Regions from separate parts of the Homo sapiens genome. Here region 1 is linked to region 2. Evidence: chromatin loops called from intact Hi-C (ENCODE). Cell type or tissue: dorsolateral prefrontal cortex. All regions are shown on one strand. Each heading gives the region's core, and the rest is flanking DNA. Links, peaks and the distances in the headings are about the cores only.

Region 1 (5,010 bases), core at 423-4,422, 170 kb after region 2:
GGAGTGTAAAGTGCTACAGCCCCATAGAGAAGAAAGGGATTGGTAGCATGTGGATGGCTTCAGAAAGGTAGTGCTATTAGAACTGGATCTTGAAAAATGAGTAGTGCTCTAAGCATTAAGAGAGGTGGAAGAGGCAGAGCACGGTGGCTCACGCCTCTAATCCCAGCACTTTGGGAGGCCAAGGCAGGCGGATCACGAGGTCAAGAGATTGAGACAATCCTGGCCAACATGGTGAAACCCCGTCTCTACTAAAAATACAAAAATTAGCTGGGTGTGGTGGCATGCGCCTGTAGTCCCAGCTACTCGGGAGGCTGAAGCAGGAGAATTGCTTGAACGTGGGAGGCAGAGGTTGCAATGAGCCAAGATCGCGCCACTGCACTCTGGCTTGGCGACAGAGCAAGACTCTGTCTCACAAAAAAAAAAAAAAAAAAAAAAAAAGAGAGAGAGAGGTGGAAGAACATTTAGGGTAGACGGAACATTAAAGGCAAAGATATGGAGTTATGATACTGTATAGGATGTTGTAGAAACATGAAAAGTTTGGTATGACTCAAGTGGAAGGTTCTTGGATAGTGAAATGATACAGGTGAGCCTGGTTAAGAGATAAGATACTTATCTGGTGGAGATCTTGGATATCAGAGACTGTTCTGAATTATGTGCTCTATATTGAGGCATTGTAGAATATGTCATTGATACTTCCTTTGGAAGAAATATATTTTAGAGTATCTGTAAAAGTGAATACTTGCATGAGTCATGGCATCACTTTGGGAAACACTGGGAAGTTTCTAAGCTTTGTATATTAATTATTGCTATTCAGCAAACCAGACATGAGATATCCTGGAGGCACAATGTTTCTGGCAGAATGGCAAATGCAGAAGCCTTGAGACAGCTTTATATTGTCTTATATTTTCCTGGGTTTCATTTATATAAGGCTTGTCATCCAAACAAAACTATAACCTCTTGGGAGGAAGAAGAATTCACTTTGTCTGATTTGTTCAGTCCCTTTCATTCTAGGCAAGTAGTGGAAACTAACAATGTATTTGTTGAAATGAACTAGATATTTCCTGTAGTTGTTAAAGCCAGCTATATTTCAAAGTTGTTGAAGTCTGCATAATCAGTCTGAAGTAGAAGAATCTTTATAACTTTTAATTTTATGTTGTTTACCAAGGGTTCAAAGTGAGCAAAACTTCAAAACAGCCGTTCCTTTTTAGAGGGATGGTATCACACACCCAACATTGATTTCCAGTGTCTTTACTGGTAGAAGAATAATTGGAGATAATCAAAGTTAAATAAAACTGGTACTTGTAGTAGGAGAAATAATAGCTTTCCACCAATTTGAGAATCTAAGAAACATTAGCTACATAAATAATAAATATCACATGAAGTATTAGGTTGGTGCAAAAGTAATTGCAGTAAAATATTAGCAATGTTCTTTTTATTAAGCTGGGTGATAGGCATGTGGGTGTTTATTCTTCATATATTTATACATTTTTTATATATAGCCTACTTCATAATAAAATTGGACATAAAAAATAAGTAGTATGGTTGTGCCATAACTCAATGCCAGTTTACAAATTCCATTTTGTAGTTAAGACACTATTTAGAGTTTATGTTGCTGTGACTGCTAGTTAATTATTGCTTGAACAGTGTGTTGGTCAAAAAGTCCCAAGTGCATATAAGACACAAAGGCTCAGCTGTACGTTTCCCCTTGTGATTCTTTATAGGGTCGAATAACTCATTATGTAGTCAAGCTCTTTAAGAACACTTAAAGCTGTTTGCTACATGAAGGAAGGCACTACTAGCAAGCCTGATTGTGCCACTCTTTCTTCTGGGTATGCTAAACTTCTGAGGAAACAACCTTCCTCTAGAATTCATATTCCCCAAGATTGTCAAAATGTTTGATGATTGTGTTACTGGTAAATGTTTTTATGCATATCTCTTTGAACATTGTCAGTACTTAGTAAATATTAGACCATCAGAAGGAGCACATGCTTTTAAACACAAGTTGGTACCTTAGTGAATTAAACTACTTTCCTGCTTTGGTTATTTTTCATCCTTTGCAAAGACTGTAAATTTAAGAAGATCATGCTTTTTGGCTCACTCTGTATTCCAGGCACTTCATGAAATGCTATTTCTGTCTTTATTTTTATTCTACACTGTTACACTAGAGGGTATACCTTCTTTCAGTGAAATCCCCATGCTATCCAAGGATTTCATTATAGTGTATGCTAACATCAAAACATTTTTGTTTGATTTAACAGAAAACAAGCAACTAGTATACAACTGAAGGAACCTCTCCCATCAGGAATAGGAGGCATATGGTGTGTGTAATAAATAGTCTCTTAGAATGACTGAGTTATAAAACTGTCTTGTTCTTGGTTATGCACATTCTTTCTGATGTGAAGCTGTCCCACGTCCCTTTCCTTCCATTCCTTCAGCTGGCATCATTGGAAACACATTGATTGGGAGGACTAGAAACAAGTGATTCTAATAGGGATGGTAACACGTAACAGCATGGCATTTTCAGTCTTTACAGATCTTCCATTCTCTATTAGAGAAATTTATCCTTCCTCCATGAAAATTTACCCATACTGATCTTCATATTATATTATTAATTTTTAAAATGTAGCATGGGCAATGAAAAGTTATGTCACTCTATTATGGCCAGAAGCTACGTGCCAGAGTTAGGAATACTCTGAGAAAAGACATCAGTTGTTCTTGAGCAGTTTGGAAAATGGACAGTTAACTAAAAATTTTATTTTTATAAATATCCACAGCCAGTTAGTCTTGTAAGGGATACCTAACTTCTTCCTGCACATTGTCTGAATGGATAGGCTCACAGGCAATGTTTTAGTATTCTTATTCTCTTTATCCTTTTTGTCTCTCTTTCTCCTCCCACCCCCTCACACACACAAACACAGACACACACACACCACACACATACACACACAGATGCACTTGCACGTGCACATGCATACACATTTATTGAGTAACTCTGAACGTTAATGATAAGACAAAGGTAGATCTCTGAGTCTTGATGAGTAATCTCTTATGGAATGAAAAAAGCTGATTATATTTCTTATTTTTATATTTTTATCTCAAATATTTTCCCTTTATTTTGTTATTCTTTGTTTATGGATACTCTGGCCCTTTATTCCAATCATGTAGGAACAACATATTCCTCATCATGACTATATCATTTAAGAAAGAATATTTTGCAGAAACAACAATCAATGCATAGCACTGTAGGCTAAGCAGCATGGCAGCAATAGTATTTGGGGGGATTCTCAACCTTCAGTAAAAAGCAGCAAGCATAGGGGGAAATTAAAAATAGTAACTAATCATATCAATAAACCTTTTTTAAGAATTCTAACAAAATAACACATTTCCATCTTTTTTAGCCTCTGTGTTCTATGCCTGAGAGTACTGAGATAATGAAAAGACCAAAGTACTGCAGCAGTGACAGCAGTTATGATAGTAGCAGCAGCTCTTCAGAATCTGACGAAAATGAAAAAGAAGAGTACCAAAATAAGAAAAGAGAAAAGCAAGTTACATATAATCTTAAACCCTCCAACCACTACAAATTAATTCAACAACCCAGTAAGTCAATTTCTTCTAATTTAGATGTTATATAAAGAATTATGGAACTGAAATTATTAAACTCAGTAAAAGGTCCTTGGGCCAAATGAACCCTGTTGTGTGTGAGGAGACCTGGATTCCATCCCACTTCCTTCCCTAACCAGACTCGGGCACATCCCTTAATTAAGCCCTTTCAAGATCTGCAAATAGAAAACGAAAGGGCTGGATTAAGGATCTATTCTATATTTCATCGTTTTTGTTAGGTGCCAGATTTTTGCCTGGGTTTTGTAAAATGTGCCTCATGGCTGATCTGATGATTATGTGTCTCTTAAGCCAATATATTCTCTCTCATTCAATTTCTGCCTCTCTACTTCCTTCACCCACTTTGTTTTATACTATCACTTATTATATATTTTTCAAAAAGTATGTATATCCCTAGGCATTTGACTTGAATGTATCTGTAAGTTACATAATTGTGAAATAGTTGGAGTTTTGTTCCCTCCCATTTTCATCACGGGTGAGTACTTAAGTCAGGGCTTATGATGCATAGGAACTACTTAGGAGAGCAGCCAACCAGCTGTTCCATCTCCTTCCGTTTCTGCTTCCTTTTCTCTCCTTCTGTCTGTATTTCTTTTTACATTCTCTCTCTCTTCCTTTGGCTCTTCTTTCGTTTGTTCTTCAATTCCAAATGTGCAATATTGTGTCTGTGATTTTTCTTTCATCCCCAAATGTCCAGTGTGGGATTGCTGTTTGCCTAGATTCAGTTGGAAAACCCCTTCCTGATGCTGCCTCCAGTCCAGGACTTTTCTGAACACTTGTCTCTCATATTTCTATTTGCCTCGTGCTCCACTGTCCTAGGGTTCCACTAAAGGAACCAGCTCAATAATGCAGTGAACACAATTGTGAGCCCTTTTTACCGTCAGCAATGTATTTAATATGTTAACTTCCCTGATAATGTGGATATTTTAAAACTGGCCTTAAACACTTACGGCAAAATGCATGAGGAATAAAGAACCAATAGATGAAGCTTTTAGAGGAATGGTCTTTGTTTATACATTATTCTCTAAAGAAATGTGCTACTACTTCATATCTTCCAGGGTTTATGTCTTTGGAGGGGAATTAATGTATTGTGTTCCATTTCATTTATTTATTTATTTACTTATTCATTTAAGAAATGTTTATTGAGCACCTGTTACACAGTTTGTAAGCTATTTCATCATTTGCTTCCTTTTTTCTGAAGGATTCCTTAAATACTTTCAGTGTGTCTTTGTGTAAGTATGGCTCTGTGTTGGTTTTAGAAGCTGAGGTTTTTATGCCCAAATTTGGTCAGTTTTTAATTCCCTTTCCTGTTAGCTGATGTGTACCTCCCTAATGGCATGAACTGATGGGGGATGAGGACAGGTTGGAGTAAAATTTGCTAACATTGTTATAGCT
Region 2 (5,521 bases), core at 907-4,906:
CTCTTATATATACATATTTTCTTTCCCATTAGACAGTAACATTTTTCAGCTTTTACTTATAGTCTTTAATTGAAACTAAAACATTTGGTGAATATTTTGAAAATAAACATATTAACTGATTATTTATTGATGCTGAATGGAGTCCAGGCATCAGACTCTATTCCTTACTCTGTTATTACTAACAGTATGATCTCAACTCCAGCTTCTTCGGAGGTCAGGATCTTTGAAAGGGAATGATTGTACAGGCTGATCTCTAACATCATATATTTCTAAAAGTTTTGAAAAACAAATTTTCAAGAATAATTCTTTAAAAAATACACAGAACATTTAGGTACGTAATGATGAGTTCTTTCATTAAGTTTAAAATACAATTTCTTTGTTCACTACAGAACAGCAACATATACCTGATAACACTGCTCCAAATGAAATTACAAACATTAATCAACACGTGACATTTCAAATAATTTTCCCTATGACACATAACATGCTATTTTTTTTGGTCACTTCACAACAGCTTTTTAAACTACTATAATGACCTTCAGTTTCCATAAATAAAGTTACACAAAAAGCTGACTAACATACTTAAGAACTAGATTGTCATTAACACTTAAAACATAGAAAAGAATTTATCCATAGAAATAATTTAAATATGTTCAGATAAACATTTAAAGTTTCCATTCTGTTTTCAGTAAATATTCCAAGGTTATTTCACAGCTATGAGTTGCAAATTAATACTAAGGGAGAATTGTTTTGGTAACTTAATAAAAAATATACAGGTCACAGAAGAGTCTATTATCATTATCCAAAATATAAACATTATACAGGTCAGCACTTGCTAATGAAAACTACTAATATAATCATTCTCCAAGCACACTCTTTTGTAACACAATTAGCATGTTTTAAGTTAATAGAGCTTTAAATTAACACAAAAAATGACAACATATCAGGTAAAAATAATTCTTTATACTTTTTGCATTCTTTATACTTCCTGCACAGTTAGTTACTATATTTGTGCAATTTTAAAAAGACAACATAGGTCACGCACGGTAGCTCACGCCTGTAATCCCAGCACTTTGGGAGGCCGAGGTGGGTGGATTACCTGAGGTCAGGAGTTCGAGACCAGCCTGACCAACATGGTGAAACTCTGTCTCTACTAAAAATACAAAAATTAGCCGGGTGTGGTGGTGGGCACCTGTAATCCCAGCTACTCAGGAGGCTGAGGCAGGAGAATCCCTTGAACCTGGGAGGCAGAGGTTGCAGTGAGCCAAGATTGCACCATTGCACTCCAGCCTGGGCGACAAGAACGAAACTCCATCTCAAAAAATAATAATAAAATAACATACATTCTACCTCTACATTGGCTTCTTTAAATCTCCGTATAACATGCTGTGTGTTCTTGGCTTATATAATAGCTCATCAAACTTTTCTGAAGCTCCTGAAAATGAATACCAAAACCTTACTGATGAAACATAAACCACATAATCTGATATATTTATGTTAAACAAAATGAATGACTAAATCCTTCTAAATGAATTCTACTTTATTAATACAGAAAAAAGCTATTTTCTTCATGCAAAGTTATAAAATTAGCCTAATTCTTATGTTACAACCATGAAAACATTACAAGTAATATTTACACAAACTAAAATCACCAGGCCCACTTTAAGTGCTAACATGTCATTCACTCCTGGTGATATAACAAATACCATCTGTTATTTGGACATTCTGAATTATAAAAATATATGAACTTTACAAAGGCAAACCAACTTTTATTTCACAACCATTCTGACACATATATACACACATATATATGCATGTGTATACATGCACACACAAACACACAGACACACACACACCTTATCGCCATACAGAAATTCCATTTTCATGATTTTTTACTGTTTGATGTAAAGTGTGGAGTACCCGCACCTTCCGCTCTCAGAAGAAATTAACCGTGTTCTGGAAGCACTTCAACTCCGAATGACCTTTAAGTTTTACAGGCATTGGTAGCAGATCCTTGAATGTCTAGAGAAAAGGCAAACCTGCCTGGCTTTTTTCTCTAATGGATAAAGTTGCTGTTGGGTCTCATTATGTTTTCCATTCCTAATCTGAAGAGATGAAGGATCTCTAAGGCAGGGTTGTCCACTCAGGATTAGCCTCACTTGCGTAGAGCCAGACTAGCAGCCCCCGCCTTGTGATAAGGTTGGGTCGGACCCAAGTGATGGAGGGAGAAGAGCCAACCTTACCCACAGCACTACCTGTAGCTCCCAAAGAGTCGGCGAGGGGGGAAAGCAGGGGTGGGATGGCACTAGGGACTTCTTTCCTCGGACCATATTTGGGGAAGTGTTCCAGAACGTGTGCAAGTCCTCCTCGCTAGAGTGAGAAAGGGAATCCCAGGGAACGCTCTTCCCAGGATCCCCACATCCGGCCCTTCGCGTTCAGCTCTCAACGCGGAGCTGGGGGGTCGGAATGGAGGAGAAAGGCAGCTGGTCTCCCGGCCCCCCAGAACGACTCCCGGCGGCCGCTGCTAGGCCTGGCCCGTGCCCGCGGCCTCAGAAGCTGCGACCCGGAGGGCGCTCGGTGCCCCGCGCCGGCCCGCCCAGCGGATACCCAGACCCGGCCTTCAACTCACCGCTCTCCACCTCGCTGCCTTTCTTGGCGGTCGCCGCGTTCCCCATGTCTGGGGCGATGGCAAGAAGGGGTCAGGGAAGGGAAGGGGGGCTGGGGCCGTGCCCGCCACTCCACAGTCTGGGACAACTCCCGCGTCTGCACCCGTCAGAGCGGTGAGTGCGCCTAGCGCTGGCGCCAGGAGTCCGGGCGCGAAGACCGGGCCGGGTCTGAGGAAAGGGCTCCAGCGAACTCCTTAGCACCGGCAGCAGCAGCGGCGGCGGCGGCGGCGGCGGCGACGGCGGTGGCAGCAGCAGTGGCGGCGGCGGGCAGACACTCCCCCTTCGCGCGGTCCGCCCTCTCTGCGCGCCCCCGGGCAGCCGCGCGCCCAGGCCAGGCCCTGGCCCGACTGTATCTTCGCAGGCGGGCGCGCGCGCCGGAAGTGACGCGCAGGCCCGGGACCCCGGGGGCGGGCGGTGGACCCCCAGCTGGCAGAGCCTGGGGCGGGGGCCTGAGGTGGCGTGGACCGCTTCTTCCCCCGCGGTCGCCCGGGCTGGCGCTCGCGTGCCCATCGCTGAGATAGTGGGAGGTGGAGTGGGAACCGCTAGCTTTGCAGAACGCAGAGTCCCTCCTCACCCTGGCGGTCCCGGTGCCCTGGAGTGCAGTCGCGGAATACTGTTCAGCGGCTCGGGTGGTTTTCCTTGCGTCCCGCCACGCGGCGGCTCCTCACTAAAAGGCTGCCTTCTCCCCACAGCTCCAGGTCCGAGAGGAGCCGCACCGTCGGGTTGGAGATCGCGCGCAAGGGTGGCCTCTGGGTCTGCATCTGCCCCGCATCGGCCACAGGAAAAGCCTGGTCCCTAGGCACGGTCGTGGTTCGAGCTTTTCGTTCTCTCGCACATTGAGGTATTCGCTCAGCCCACCACGTTGTCCTCGGGGTTATTAGGCCCCAGTCACAAGCCCTATGATGTTTTCAGACTTCCCAGGTGGAGATAAAGGAAAATTTTACTATTTCTGCAGAACTTCTGTTGATGTACAGCATTGTATTTAGCAACTTCTGTGTAGATCTGAAAATAAATACATTACCAATTGTTAGTTGCGTTTTTATTAATATAAATCTTAGAGTACTTGATTTTGCTGTTAGCTTTACTTAGGTAAATTATGTGGCACTCTAGCATTTTTGTTGTTGCATGTTCCATTGAACTTTGCTCTGTGTTTTCCATTTATTCCAAATTCAAAATAGACTGTAACTTCCCAATTTATTCTATGTTCCCAAGGCACCAGGCATAGTAGGTGTTTTATGAATACCTGTTGACTTGAAATTTCTCAGACTTTTAAAAAATTTTTCATTACTGACAAAAGATGGAGCGATAAAAAGATTCTTAGTACACTTCCTATTATTGCCAATTCTATTAGTAATGTATACTGCATTACAACTTCTATACAAGCAGTAACTCATTTGCTCCTCATAAGAACCCTATGAGAGATGTGGTTTTACTGTCATCATTTTAGGAGCAAATTAAGGCACAAAGAAGTGACTTACCCAAGGTTACACAGCTATTATCTGGTGGAAGCAGGATTTGAACCCTGGCAATTGGGCTCCAAAGTCTGATCCTTTGTCTATAATGTTGACAAAAACTTGTGGATGTTGTGGTAAATTGCTTTCTCTCCATTTGAAATCCCATTGAGTTGAAGAGATAGACGCATAGTGAGTATACGTCCCAAGGAAATGTATTATATTGTTTTCTGGGTTTCAGTTAATTCAAATAAAATAAAAATAGTGAAGCAAAGATTTGGACTAGATGCTGTGAGGTTTTGTGTCAGCATGCAACAGTGTCACAACAGTGTCATCACCACGTTTGGTTCTGTGTTGTGGATGTAATATTTTGCCCCACATACATAGAAAGTTCAATGAATAGCACTGAACCACATATATACCAAATTAAAGACAACTTTTGATATTATGTATTCTAGAGGGAATCTTTCTGGTATCAGAATATTCATACTACTGTCATTGGGATGAGTTTTAAATGTATACCTTTTTAAATAAATCCTCTTTAATAATAAAAGTGGTTGTGTGCATAATTTGGCACTTTAACATAATTTTGAATTCTAGGTCTCTAATAAGAGGGCAGCCATCTACTTAGTAAATCATTAATTTACAAAGGAGACAATTGAGAGCTATTACGAAAATGGATACAATATAACTATACCTGAAAAACTAATAAGTAAAGCAAAAAATCAGCTTTACAAATTGTCTCCCCTTCTTTCTCAATTTAACTTTATTATTGGTTAAGGAAATAAGTTGTTAATGATAGAGAAAAAGTGATCAGCAATTTAAATTTCTTGCTATTTTTCTTTTTTCTGTATACCACTTTTTTCTGCTTCTTATATTAGCTTGCTTTTGCTCTGCTTTAAGGAAGATTATACTTTAAAAGTATAGTTTGGTAAATAGTTTTTAATTAGTTAACATGCACAATCATTTATTTGTAATTACAAACAAGTTGTTTTTCATTATTAGAAGAGTTTTCTATAGGAATTCATTGTTTATGTAGCATCTAGAAGACTATGTTTTATGAACTGGTTTTTTAACATTCTGGAGGGGGCAGAAATTTCAACTGTCCAGTTATTCATGAATAATTGGAGGTTTCATGGGGCAATTTCTATCCTTTGCCACGAATGACTGCTGTACCCTAGACACAAACAGAGATGGAACTGTGTAATTTTGTTTCCCTAGGAAAGCAGATGCAGTAAGAAGGGACTCATTCAGAGAAAAGATTTTGAGTCCCCTTCCATATAATATTTTTGCTAATCTGAGAACATGTAGCGCTGTGTAAAAGGGAAAATTATACCAGTGGTAGCTGCAAACCTACATAAGCCAGATAACTATGTTAGCCCCATTTTACAAATGAGTAGAACA

What was found. Peaks named below come from ENCODE experiments on the same cell type or tissue, not always from the same donor. Only the 100,000 strongest peaks of a DNase experiment are listed, where the experiment ranks them.
Region 1: a loop joins it to region 2, with 2.9 times the contacts of the local background. A loop is called at or near these places in 2 of 110 quality-filtered maps.

What each region holds. Positions count from the first base shown.
Region 1 is chr1:83,909,752-83,914,761 of GRCh38, reverse strand. TTLL7 (tubulin tyrosine ligase like 7) reads left to right here. Exons shown (of 21, transcript NM_024686.6): 15 at 3,399-3,597. Among named protein-coding and RNA genes, the nearest start is that of LINC01725, 51 kb to the right of the region's middle. In dorsolateral prefrontal cortex, for the core only: no CTCF peak of the experiment used is centred there; no DNase peak of the experiment used is centred there; H3K4me3 peaks cover 397 bases; H3K27ac peaks cover 2,824 bases.
Region 2 is chr1:84,075,480-84,081,000 of GRCh38, reverse strand. It overlaps a transcript of PRKACB not described here. Among named protein-coding and RNA genes, the nearest start is that of PRKACB, 66 kb to the left of the region's middle. RefSeq lists silencers at 2,482-2,561, 2,862-3,251 and enhancers at 2,622-2,671, 2,827-3,352. In dorsolateral prefrontal cortex, for the core only: CTCF peaks have their summits at 2,998 and 3,198; DNase peaks (open chromatin) are centred at 2,290, 3,010 and 3,340; H3K4me3 peaks cover 3,767 bases; H3K27ac peaks cover 2,449 bases.